Linked DNA regions of Homo sapiens: region 2 is linked to region 1. Evidence: read pairs that join two places in POLR2A ChIA-PET (ENCODE). Cell type or tissue: K562. All regions are shown on one strand. Each heading gives the region's core, and the rest is flanking DNA. Links, peaks and the distances in the headings are about the cores only. Region 1 holds the start of TRG-GCC3-1 (tRNA-Gly (anticodon GCC) 3-1). Region 2 overlaps ST3GAL2 (ST3 beta-galactoside alpha-2,3-sialyltransferase 2).

Region 1 (5,000 bases), core at 1-5,000:
TCTGCCTAACGTAGCCCTGAGACGACTGAGCTCCAGACTAGGAATACGAGGTTCAGAGAAGCCTCCCCTGGCTGGGACCACTCTATATTAACCCATTTTGCGTTGCTATAAAGGAATACCTGAGGCTGGGTAATTTATAAAGAAAAGAGGTTGCTTCAGCTCCCGGTTCTGCAGACTCTACAGGAGGCATGGTGCCAGCATCTGCTTGGCTTCTGGTGAGGCCTCAGGAAGCTTTTAGTCATGGCAGAGGCAAAGAGGAAGCCAGCAGGTCACATGGCAAGAGAGGGAGCAAGAGAGGTGGGAGGCTTTTTGAAAGAACGAGCCCCCTCATGAATAATAATAGAGCAAGAACTCACTCAACTCGCTCAGTACCATGGGGAGGGCACCAAGCCATTTGTGAGGGATCCACCCCCATGACCGAAACCCCTCCCACCAGGCCCCACCTCCAACACTGGGAATCACATTTCAGCAAGAGATTTAGAGAGACAGGCATCCAAATCAGATCACGCTCCTTACATCAGTGGACTCAGGCATCAAAGAAGTGGCCAACGTGTGCAACCAGAGCCTGATGAAGCTGGTCACCCCCGAGGACGACGAGCTGGATGAGCTGAGACCTGGGCAGAGGCAGGCAGAGCCCACCCCTGACGATGCCCTGCCAAAGCAGGAGGGCACAGCCAGTGGTGAGTGGACTCCGTCCCTACACCTCACCTCCTGTCGGGGGCCCAGGGAGCCAGATGTCATAGGAGTTGCCTTGGGGCCTCACTTAAGCAACCAGGACTACTTTATGTATGTCACTCACACAATTGTAGCAGCAACCCAGCGCAGTGGCAGCAGTGGTTCTCCCCCATTCTGCAGACAGGACACAGGGAAGCTGAGTACCATGGCCACACACTCGCAGCTAGTGAAGACTGGAACCGGATTGGAACCCAGGCAGGCTGTCTCCAGCAGCCATGATCTTAACCCTTCCTGCCTCAAAGACCATGAAGCCTTTCCTTCATCTTTTTCCTGGATTCACGGGAAAGAGTTGTTTTCAGGGCAGGAAGGTTTGGAGCATGGGAGGAGTACCAGGATTCAGGGGGCACTTGATTCTTGGCCGTAGACGTCCAGCCACCAAGAAGCCTGGCTGCCTTTACCATGCGGGTCATTCTCAGGGTGGGAGGGTTAAGAAAGCTCTAGCTTCGATTTATTCTGTACTTGAAAATTCTCTTGCCCAAATAAGTGCCTTTAAAAAGTGAAGTTGCTCTGCTCTCCTTTCAGACTCCTCTAACATAATTTTCTTGTTTAGCTGTAAGGTAAAGAAAACTGCATTATAAGAAACCACATTTATGGCCGGGCTGGGTAATCCCAGCACTTTGGGAGTCTGAGGCAATCTGCATGAACTCAGGAGTTTGAGACCAGCCTGGGCAACATGGCAAAACCCCATCTCTACCAAAAAAAAAAAAAAAAAAAAATTACAAAAATTAGCCAGATATGGTGGTGCACACCTATAGTCCCAGCTCCTCAGGAAGCTGAAGCGGGAGGATCACTTGAGCCCAGGAGCCCAGGAGGCAGAAGTTGCAGTGAGCTATGATCACACCACTGTATTCCAACCTAGGCAACAGAGAAAGACCCTATCTCAAAAAAAAAAGAAAAAAGAAACCACATTTATGCCGACTGGCATCTGGAATTTGACTCCAGATGTAATCTAGAACCCTGATGCTTTCATATTTCTTGGGTCTCTGTCCTCACCAAGAGGTCACTGATCAGCTTTGGGTTGATGTCCTCCTTTGCCGAAGCAGCCAGAGTAAACTGAGATATAACCTACTCAGATTTTTTTTTCTAGTTAAATTCCATTTATTACAAATCTAACATTTAGCAAACATCTGTTATACATCAAGCTGTGTTTACCAGACAAAGTCCTTGTGCTCCAGAGGCTTACAGTCTAGTCAAGGAGGCAAGACAGCAAAACAAGACAAATCAACCAGTGGTAAAAGAAATCACAGCATTCAGTAGAATAACCCACAAGGCCATAAAACAAGAGAAACAAGTGAATGACAGTTTCAGCTAATTTGTCAAGAAATTTTTTATAGGGAAGACTAAGCCTACTCAGATCTTTAAGGATAACAGAGTAAGGTCTGGAACCTGCCCACAGGAGCCAAAAGAATTGCTGAGCATTCTCCCATTGCCATTCATGGACTTTTCTTTTGAACAGCTGAGCAGAATGTCAAGCATGCATGCCCCACCTCCTCCCATAGGTTTGGCTGGTAAAATCCAGCAGCTGTCCATGCTGGACCCATCTCAGGTGTCAGGTTACAGCTGTGCCATCACCACTGTGAATCAGAGCAACAAAACAGCTGGAGGCAGAACAGCACTCAGCTGGAGCATTGGTGGTTCAGTGGTAGAATTCTCGCCTGCCACGCGGGAGGCCCGGGTTCGATTCCCGGCCAATGCAGCAGCTGAAAGCTTTTTGGCAGCTCCTGGAAAAAGAAAACTTGGAGAAATAAGTTAACTTGGAGGGATAAGCTAGTGCGGGCCTTCAAAGGGAGGAGCTTTTTTTACTGGGAGAAACTAGAAGACTCGGGGATACATATTTTGTGACCTCTCACTGAAATATGAGTGTTTGATTTTTGTTTTCTAATTCTAATTTTAGAAAATTTGGAAAGTAGAGAAAAATGCAAAGAAACAAGACTATCCCCAAGAGGCAATGAATGTTCAAATTTTGATGTATTTTTTCCAGTTTTTAATATATATACGTAGTTAAGATCATAGAACTTAACACAGCTTCACCTTCTGCTCTGTTTGTTTGAAGTTCACAGTGCCTCTTAATCCATAGTCAGAAAATAGAGTAACAGTTGCCTGGGTTTGAAGAAAAGGAGAATTGGGACTGACTGCTTACAGATGCCCGGTTTCTTTTTGGGGTTATGGAGATGTTCTAGAATTAAATAGAGGTGATGGGTGCACAACTTTGTGAATGTACTAAAAACTACCTAGTTGAACACTTTGAAAATGGTGAAATTTTTGTTATGTGAAATGTTATATGAATTATATCTCAATTTAAAAAAAAAAAAGTCAGTGCCTATTCCTCTAAATTAGAACCCAACAGCCCCTGCCACCTTTCTGCTTATGTGGCAAGAAGTCAAGCCCGCTAGAAAGGAACCACTCCATCCTGTGGGTCGTGGCCTCAACTAAAAACATCCCTACCAGCTGGAGCATTGGTGGTTCAGTGGTAGAATTCTCGCCTGCCACGCGGGAGGCCCGGGTTTGATTCCCGGCCAGTGCAGCCTATCTACCTTTTTAGATGGTTTTCCTAAGCATTTTTTCACACAGCTGCTTGCCCAGGAGAGTATTACCCTAACCAGGATACATTCATGCCTCTTGGCTCTGGATTTTACTGCCTCATAAACAGCATTTCAGCAGATGAAAAGCTCACTTTGTACTAGTTCCCAGAGATGGTAAGAGCTAATTTGGCGCCTTTACATCCACTCTCAGCCCTGCTTAGCTTGTAACTAACTAATCACCAGTCTTTTACCAAGGTGCCCAGGAGACAGTCCCTGCCAGCCGCAGGACAGATAGCTTCGCTGGTCAGGGACAAGTTCATCACAGCCTCTCCTGCTCACTCTTCCCTCTCTGCTCCCTCTGTTCCCACTCTGGTCCACCTGGCTGGAGACAGGACCTCATGCCTGGCCTTCTTTGTTTACTTGTGCTGATCCGCCGACAGCACCACGTTCCTCATGGCACACCTCCGGGCAAGAACCTTTGTGTGTGTGCATATTTGCACCCCTGCCCCACCTCCGCATCTTCTCCCTCCTCCTCTAACCACAGGACCTCCAGTCAGGGCAGCCCCTCATCTGTGCCTCTTCACTTGCTCCGACTCCCCCTTGGCCTGCCACTTGGGGCCATCCACAGCACAGTGCCGTTTCCCTGGTTCTGAGCTCTTATGGCACTTTGCGTGTCCAGCCTGGTCCCCTCCAGGACGTGACCTGATTGTCTCAGGAATGGCAGCAGAGATTCTGGGGTCTGAACAACCTGCCTATGAGTCCTGGCTCTGCTGACTTTATATCTGTTCCCCTCAGACAGCTGCCTACCCTTTCTGAGCCTCAGATTTCTTATTTGTTAAGTAGGGTAACAATAGTAATACCTAACCTATAGTGTGGTTGTGTGTTTCAGACAAAATTTTTGCATGTAAATCGCTTAGCACATGACAAACACTAACGGGTGCTTCAGTGTTGTTTTAATACATGTTTATGGCTGGGCATGGTGACTCATGCCTGTAATCCCAGCACTTTGGGAGGCTAAGGCAGGCGGATCATTTGAGGTCAAGAGTTCGAGACCAGCCTGGCCAACATGGTGAAACCCCGTCTCTACTAAAAATACAAAAATTAGGGGCCAGACGCGGTGGCTCACACCTGTAATCCCAGCACTTTGGGAGGCTGAGGTGGGCGGATCACGAGGTCAGGAGTTCGAGACCAGCCTGGCCAGCATGGTGAAACCCCATCTCTACTAAAAATACAAAAAATTAGCCAGTCATGGTGGTGCATGCCTATAGTCCAAGCTACTTGGGAGGCTGAGGCAGGAGAATTGCTTGAACCTGGAAGGCAGAGGTTGCAGTGAGCCGAGATCACACCACTGCAGCATAGGCAACAGAGCAAGACTCCATCTCAAAAAAAAAAAAACCTGGTAGAATTTTTTAAACAAGACCCACAAGCAAAAATTATTAAAAAAAAAAAAAATTGAAACAAACCATATTTAAATTAAAAACTGAAGGTGGTGTGGTGGTGCGTATCTTTAATCCCAGCTACTCAGTTTGCTGAGGTACAAGGATCCCTTGAGCCCAGGAATTTAAGTCCAGCCTGGGCAATATAGCGAGACCCCATCTCAAAACAAAATAAAATTGGTGTAACTGAAAAAAGGTTAAAAGTTACAAGGCAAGGCCCAGACTGGGAGAAGATATTTGCAATGTATTTTGTCATTAAAGAGTTAGTATCCAAACACAAGAAAGAGCTCTTTTAAGTCAGAAGAAA
Region 2 (7,033 bases), core at 1-5,000, 370 kb after region 1:
AAAAAAAAAAAAAAGAATCTTGGAAGCTGGGCACGGTGGATCAACGCCTGTAATCCTAGCACTTTGGGAGGCCGAGGTGGGTAGATCACTTGAAGTCAGGAATTTGAGACCAGCCTAGCCAACATGGTGAAACCCCATCTCTACTAAAAATAGAAAAGTTAGCCAGGTGTGGTGGCACACTCCGGTAGTCCCAGCTACTCAGGAGGCTGAGGCAGGAGAATCGCTTGAACCCGGGAGATGGAGAGAGAGAGAAACACCCTGGGGTTGTTTGTCCGTTAACTTTACGAATATCTTCTCCTGACTGGCTTGCAATATATTATCTTGTGAAAATAGGAATTTACAAGAGGGTGTATCCCTCTTAGGTTTATCCGTTTCTTGTGACCTTCCCCGTGCCGCCCGGAGGGCTGTAATCTAGTAAGTTTGATGACTTGCTGTGGTGCCTAGATAAGGGTTCAGGAATGCAGCTGCAGAGTATTCACGGTAAGGGTCAGCTGCATTGTGGCGGGGGGGTGGTCCTGGGGCAGCTCATCCCTAACAGTCAGGAGTTTGAGACCAGCCTGACCAACATGGCGAAAGCCCATCTCTGCTAATAATAGAAAAATTGGCTGGGCGTGATGGCTCATGCCTGTAATCCCAGCACTTTGGGAGGCCGAGGCAGGTGGATCACGAGGTAAGGAGATCGAGACCATCCTGGCTAACACGGTGAAACCCCGTCTCTACTAAAAAATACAAAAAGTTAGCCAGGTTTGGTGGCGGACGCCTGTAGTCCCAGATACTCGGGAGGCTGACGCAGGAGAATGGCATGAACCCGGGAGGTGGAGCTTGCAGTGAGCCGAGATCGTGCCACTGCACTCCAGCCTGGGTGACAGAGTGAGACTCCGTCTCAAAAAAATAAATAAATAATAAATAAATAAATAAATAAATAATAATAGAAAAATTATCTGGGCGTGGTGGCAGGCGCCTGTAGTCCCAGCTACTTGGGAGGCTGAGTCAGGAGTATCACTTGAACCCAGGAGGCGGAGGTTGCAGTGAGCTGAGATCACACTACCGCACTACAGCCTGGATGACAGAGTGAGACTCTATCTCAAAAATAAACAAACAGAATCTTGGCCTGGAAATGAAAAGTAACCTGCTTGGCTGCTTGGTAACAGTCTAGACTAGAATTTGGCTCCTGAATCAATTGTTCCGATTTTCAGTGGAACTTCAGGCTGGGCCTGTGCTGGCAGACTGGGGACTTGAAGAGAGTCAGATGGGCCTTCCATCAGGGGTGTTTGTATGGCCAGTGTGCAGTTTTCACTAGTCAGGTGAAAGACTGAAATGGGCAAATGGTGTGGAAGAGACTGAAGGCCCGTGTTACCTGGGTCAGTGAAGGCCTGCCCAGGCCACATCTGAAAGATCCCGTTTGCATGTCTGCACGCCCTGCCCTATCCCTCTGTGGACTGGAATGAAGGTGGCAGTGGGAATGGGAGAGCAGTTTCAATTGGGCCTTTCTTCAGTTGACCCCAGGGTATCTCAGTCTCCTGCCCTCATTGTGTTGGCTAGAGTTCTATGAATCTTGTTAGAGATGGTTTGATACCTGTTCCCAAGAGATTAGTATTGGCAGGGATGCCCAGTTTCCTGGTATGAATAGTTAAATCCAATTCATCCAGTCAGGATGGCACTGTAAATTTATACTCTAAACACATAGCAGTAATACATAAAAAGATAAAATTCTAAAAATATATTCATGTACGCCTCCACTTTTCTACCCCCCACCACACTCAACATGATAAATATCCCTGTGGATGAGAAATAGACAAGAACACAAGGAAGAAAGCCAGGCTGAAGCTGCAGGCCTGCTGGTCTCTGAGTCTGGAAGCAGAAATTTGGGATAACAGAGCCATAAAGTGTTCCATTTGGAGCATGGAATTGAGCTAGGAAATTGCTTGAATCCACAGCTGGACAGTAGCCTGAGAAAAGTTGTTACCATTTCCTGGGGCTAAAGCTTTTATTTATTTATTTATTTATTTATTTATTTATTTATTTATTATTTTCTTTTTTGAGATGGAGTTTCGCTTTTGTTGCCCAGGCTGGAGTGCAATGGCATGATCTCTACTCACTGCAACCTCCGCTTCCTGGGCTCAAGCAATTCTCCTGCCTCAGCCTCCGGAGTAGCTGGGATCACAGGCATGCGCAACCACGCCTGGCTAATTTTTTTTTTTTTTTTTTTTTTTTTTGTATTTTTGATAGAGACGGGTTTCTCCATGTTGGTCAGGCTGGTCTCGAACTCCTGACCTCAGGTGATCTGGCTGCTTCGGCCTCCCAAAGTGCTGGGATTATAGGCGCGAGCCACCGCGCCCGGCCAGCTTTTTATTTTTTATAGAGACAGAGTCTCACTCTGTTGCCCAGGCTGGTGTGCAGTGGCATGATCATGGCTCAATGCAGCCTTGACTTCCCTGGTTCAAATGATCCTGCCCCCTCAGCTTCCCGAGTAGCTAGGGCTGTAGGCACTTGCCACCATGCCCAGCTAACTTTTTTTTTTTTTTTGAGACAGAGTTTCACTCTTGTTGCCCAGGCTGGAGTGCAGTGGCCCGATCTTAGCTCACTGCAACCTCCGCCTTCCAGGTTCAAGTGAGTCTCCTGTCTCAGCCTCCCGAGTAGCTAGGATTACAGGCATCCGCCACCATGCCCGGCTTATTTTTTGTATTATTAGTAGATACGGGGTTTCACCATGTTGGCCAGGCTGGTCGTGAACTCCTGACCTCAGCTGATCCACCTGCCTCCGCCTCCCAAAGTACTGGGATTACAGGTGTGTGCCACCGTGCCCAGCCTCAAGCCAACCTTTCGCCTTAGCGTCTTGACTTTCTGGGACCACAGGCATGCGCTACCACGCTTAATTTTTTTATTTTTTATTATAGAGACGCGGTTTTGCCATGTTGCCTAAGCTGGTCTCGAACTCCTGAGCTCAAGTGATCCGCCTGCTTAGGCCTCCAAAAATGCTGGGATTACAGGTATGAGCCACCATGCCCAGCCTAGAAATAATATTTAAAGAGATAATGGCTTGAAATTTCAGATTCGAAAAAACAGCATGAACATCAAACAGGATAAATAATATGTCACTAGATATAATACAGCCAAACTGCAGATAATAATATAACTTTATTTTGCTTTTTGAGGCCAGGTTGGGCGGCAGTGGCGTAATCACGGTTCACTGTGGCCTTGACCTGCCAGGCTCAGGTGATCCTCCCACCTCAGCCTCCTGAGTAGCTGGGCCTACAGAAACATGCCACCACGCCCGGCTAATTTTTGTATTTTTTGTAGAGATAGGGTGTTGTCGTGTTGCCCAGGTTGGTCTCAAACTCCTGGGCTCAAGCAACCTGCCCACCGTGGTCTCCCAAAGTGCTGGGATTACAGGCATGAGCTGCCATACCTGACCAGACCAAGAGAGTTAAAAACTACTGGAGGTAAGAAAGAATTCAAAGAATTGACAATTAGATCACAAATAATATCTTATCAACATTGGATGCCAGAAAACAACAGAAGAATGTCTTAGAGAAGCTCCTTGTCAACCTGGAATTCCATAGCCAGCTATCATTCAAGAATGAGGTAAAATAAAGGTATTTTTGGACAGGCTAAGACAGTTTTATCACCTACAGACCTTTGCTGAAAGAATGGTTACAGATGTACTTCAGTAAGAAGAAAAGTAAACCCCTGAAGAAAGAGCAGGTTGTTGGTGCCAACAGTGAGCACAGAAGTGGATGCATTATGTTGGTAAATTGAATTAACTATTTTTTTTTTTTTTTGAGACGGAGTTTCGCTCTTGTTGCCCAGGCTGGAGTGCAATGGGGTGATCTCGGCTCACCGCAACCTCTGCCTCCCGGGTTCAAGCGATTCTCCCACCTCACCCTCCTGAGTAGCTGGGATTACAGACATCCGCCACCACACCCAGCTAATTTTGTATTTTCAGTAGAGACGGGGTTTCTCCATGTTGGTCAGGCTGCTCTCGAACTCCCAACCTCAGGTGATCCGCCTGCCTCAGCCTCCTGAAGTGCTGGGATTACAGGTGTGAGCCACCGTGCCTGGCCTGAATTAACTATTAACAATATATTAGGATGCAAGTAGCAGAGTAACCCACAATGACTTAAACTGGAAAACACTGGATTAGTTTATAACAAGAAGTGTGGAGGTCAGTAGTTCCAGGGTTGGGGCAGTAGGTCACATAGGAACATGAAGGACCCTCGATCTTTCTACTCTGCCATACGAGGGTGCAAGATGTCTCTCATGGTCGTGAGATGGCTGCCATAGCTCCAGACATTATATCATCACCCTGTAACATCCCAGGCAGGAAGGCACAGAGATCCTAGGAGAAAGGAAGCTTTTTCTTCATGTGCTGCTGCTGCTTTTTTTTTTTTTATTTTTTATTGCAATCACTGTCATCCAGGCTGGAAGGTGTGATCTCCGCTCCGCCCACTTCAACTTCCACCTCGTGGGTTCAAGTGATTCTTGTGCCTTAGCCTCCTGAGTAGCTGGAAATACAAGCACTTGACCCCACGCCCAGCTAATTTTTGTATTTTTAGTAGAGATGGGGTTTCACCATGTTGCCCAGGCTGGTCTCGAACTCCTGACCTCAGGTGATCTGCCTGCCTCAGTCTCCCAAAGCGCTGGGATTACAGTTGTGAGCCACTGCGCCCGGCTGCTTATTTGGAAAGGAAAATCTTTCCAAGATGGCCCTAACACATACTCCCTTGGGTCTCATTGACCTGAGCTGGTCCATCCTCAAACCAATTCCTGGTGAAAAAGGGACAGGCTTGCTGTGGTTGGCGCTGGTTGGCTTTGGCCAGTCTTGCATCATCTGCCAGGACTGGGTCCTTAGCTGCCCAAACAAATCAGGATTCTGTTGGCAAGCGAAAAAGAGAGTGGCCGCTGGTAGACAGCCAACAGTGTCTGCTACAGACGGCAAAACACAGAGACAAAAAAAAAAAAAAAAAACAGGATCTAAATGGGCTTTTAATTTTTTTTTTTAAGAGAAAACTAGAATTGTTGACCACATTACCAAGGAAGAATAAGAATAGAGAATTTTATTGTTAAGCCACACCAAATTTCTGCCTTGTTAAGAGAATGGCATTACTGAAAAACTGAAGACTTCATCAAGAAAATGTACATAAGCTAACAATATAAGATTAATCACTAAAAAAAAAGTAATATAATTTCCAGACCAGGAGGGGGAAAAAAAGTGGTGAGGGTTGGCCGGGCGTGTTGGCTCTCGCCTGTAATCCCAGCACTTTGGGAGGCCGACGCAGGCAGATCACGAGGTCAGGAGATCAAGACCATCCTGGCTAACATGGTGAAGCCCTGTCTCTACTAAAAATACAAAAAAAAATTAGCCGGGCATGGTGGTGGGCACCTGTGGTCCCAGCTACGGGGGAGGCTGAGGCAGGAGAATGGCATAAACCTGGGAGGCAGAGCTTGCAGTGAGCCGAGATCAAGCCACTGCACTCCAGCCTGGGTGACAGGGTGAGACTCCGTCTCAAAAAAAAAAAAAAAAAAAAAAAAAAAAGGTGAGGGTGGAGATAATATGTCAACCCAAGTCAGGAAAAGAAAAAAAATACAGAAAAAATAGTAGACAAAATACTGAATAAGATAGTAACATAACTCCAAGTGAAATGGATTAAACTCATCTATTTGAAAACAACAACAGCATCAGGTGAAATAAAAAGCAAAGAAGTCTGAGGACTGAGCAAGGTGGCTCATATCTGCAATCTCAGCTCTTTGGGAGGCCACGTTGGGAGGATCATTTGAGAACAGGAGTTGGAGATCAGCCTGGGCAACATAGCAAGACATCATCTCTACAACAACAAAAAAAACAACAAAAGTAGTGCACACCTGTAGTCCCAGCTACTTGGGAGGCTGAGGCAGGAGTCTGAGAGTTCAAGTCCAGCCTGGGGAACATAGCAAGACCCTGTCTTTATGAAAAAAAAAAAAAAAAAAAAAATTTAGCCAGGTCTGGTGGCGTATGCCTATGGTCCTAGCTACTCGGGGGCCTGAGGTAGGATCATTTGAGCCCAGGTGGTCGAGTCTACAGTCAACTGTGATTGCGCCACCGGCATTCCAGTCTGGGCAGCAGAGTGAGATCCTGTCTCAAAAAGGGGGAAAAAGCCTGGGCGCAGTGGCTGACACCTGTAATCCCAACACTTTGGGAGGCGGAGGTGGGCGGAACACCTGAGGCTGGGAGTTCGAGACCAGCCTGGCCAACACGGTTAAACCCCATCTCGACTAAAAATACAAAATTAGCCAGGCATGGTGGCGCATGCCTGTAATCCCAGCTACTCAGGAGACCGAGGCAGGAAAATTGCTTGAACCTGGGAAGTGGAGGTTGCGGTGAGCCAAGATCACGCCATTGTACTCCAGTCTGGGCAATAAGAGCAAAACTCCGTCTCAAAAAAAAAAAGCCGCCAGAGGCGGGAAGCTAGCTAGAATGTGGAGAGACCTGGTCTTCCCCACACAGGTGGTTTGAACTTTTTTCATAAAATAGAGATGAGGTCTCACTCTGTTGCCCAGGCTCCAACCCCTGGACTGAAGCGATCATCCAGCCTCAGTCTCCCAAAGTGCTGGGATTATAGGTGTGAGCCACCACAACCAGCCGAGAACTGTTTTTCTAGACGTTACTTCATGCCTTAGTGTAGATAGGTACAGCAAGATACTGGATTTCCCCCTGCCCACTCCGACTCAAAACACAGTGGGGCTCCCTCCTGAGGTAGCAGGTGGTGGATCTGAAGGGACCCTTCACCCCAACTCCCCTGCCGCACCCTCTCCCCGTGCCTCAGGGCCCAGCTTCCTCCTCTTAGAGGCCGTTTCTTTATTTTTTCTTTCTTTTTTTTTTTTTTTTTTTTTTTTTTTTTTTTTTTTTGTTTCTTTGAGCTGTCTCCTACAGGAAGAGGCTGTTAGGGTGCAGCCTCGATCTTTGTCCAGAGAAGACTGACAGTTTATTTCTCTAGGACTTCATTGAAAGCCAAAGTTATGCTCTTGGTTTGAAGAAGTGTGTTAGCTCTTGCCT

Evidence for each region. ChIA-PET counts read pairs that join two places held together with the same protein. Peaks named below come from ENCODE experiments on the same cell type or tissue, not always from the same donor. Only the 100,000 strongest peaks of a DNase experiment are listed, where the experiment ranks them.
Region 2: POLR2A ChIA-PET joins it to region 1 with 6 read pairs; 1 of 35 experiments calls an interaction of 5 or more read pairs at or near these places.

The regions. Positions count from the first base shown.
Region 1 is chr16:70,776,470-70,781,469 of GRCh38, reverse strand. It overlaps VAC14 (VAC14 component of PIKFYVE complex), which reads left to right. Exons shown (of 19, transcript NM_018052.5): 9 at 531-680. It overlaps TRG-GCC3-1 (tRNA-Gly (anticodon GCC) 3-1), which reads left to right and starts at 3,189; the gene lies at 3,189-3,259. TRG-GCC2-4 (tRNA-Gly (anticodon GCC) 2-4) reads left to right here and starts at 2,361; the gene lies at 2,361-2,431. In K562, for the core only: no CTCF peak of the experiment used is centred there; a DNase peak (open chromatin) is centred at 2,269.
Region 2 is chr16:70,408,744-70,415,776 of GRCh38, reverse strand. All of the region lies in intron 1 of ST3GAL2 (ST3 beta-galactoside alpha-2,3-sialyltransferase 2), which reads left to right. Among named protein-coding and RNA genes, the nearest start is that of ST3GAL2, 27 kb to the left of the region's middle. In K562, for the core only: no CTCF peak of the experiment used is centred there; a DNase peak (open chromatin) is centred at 406.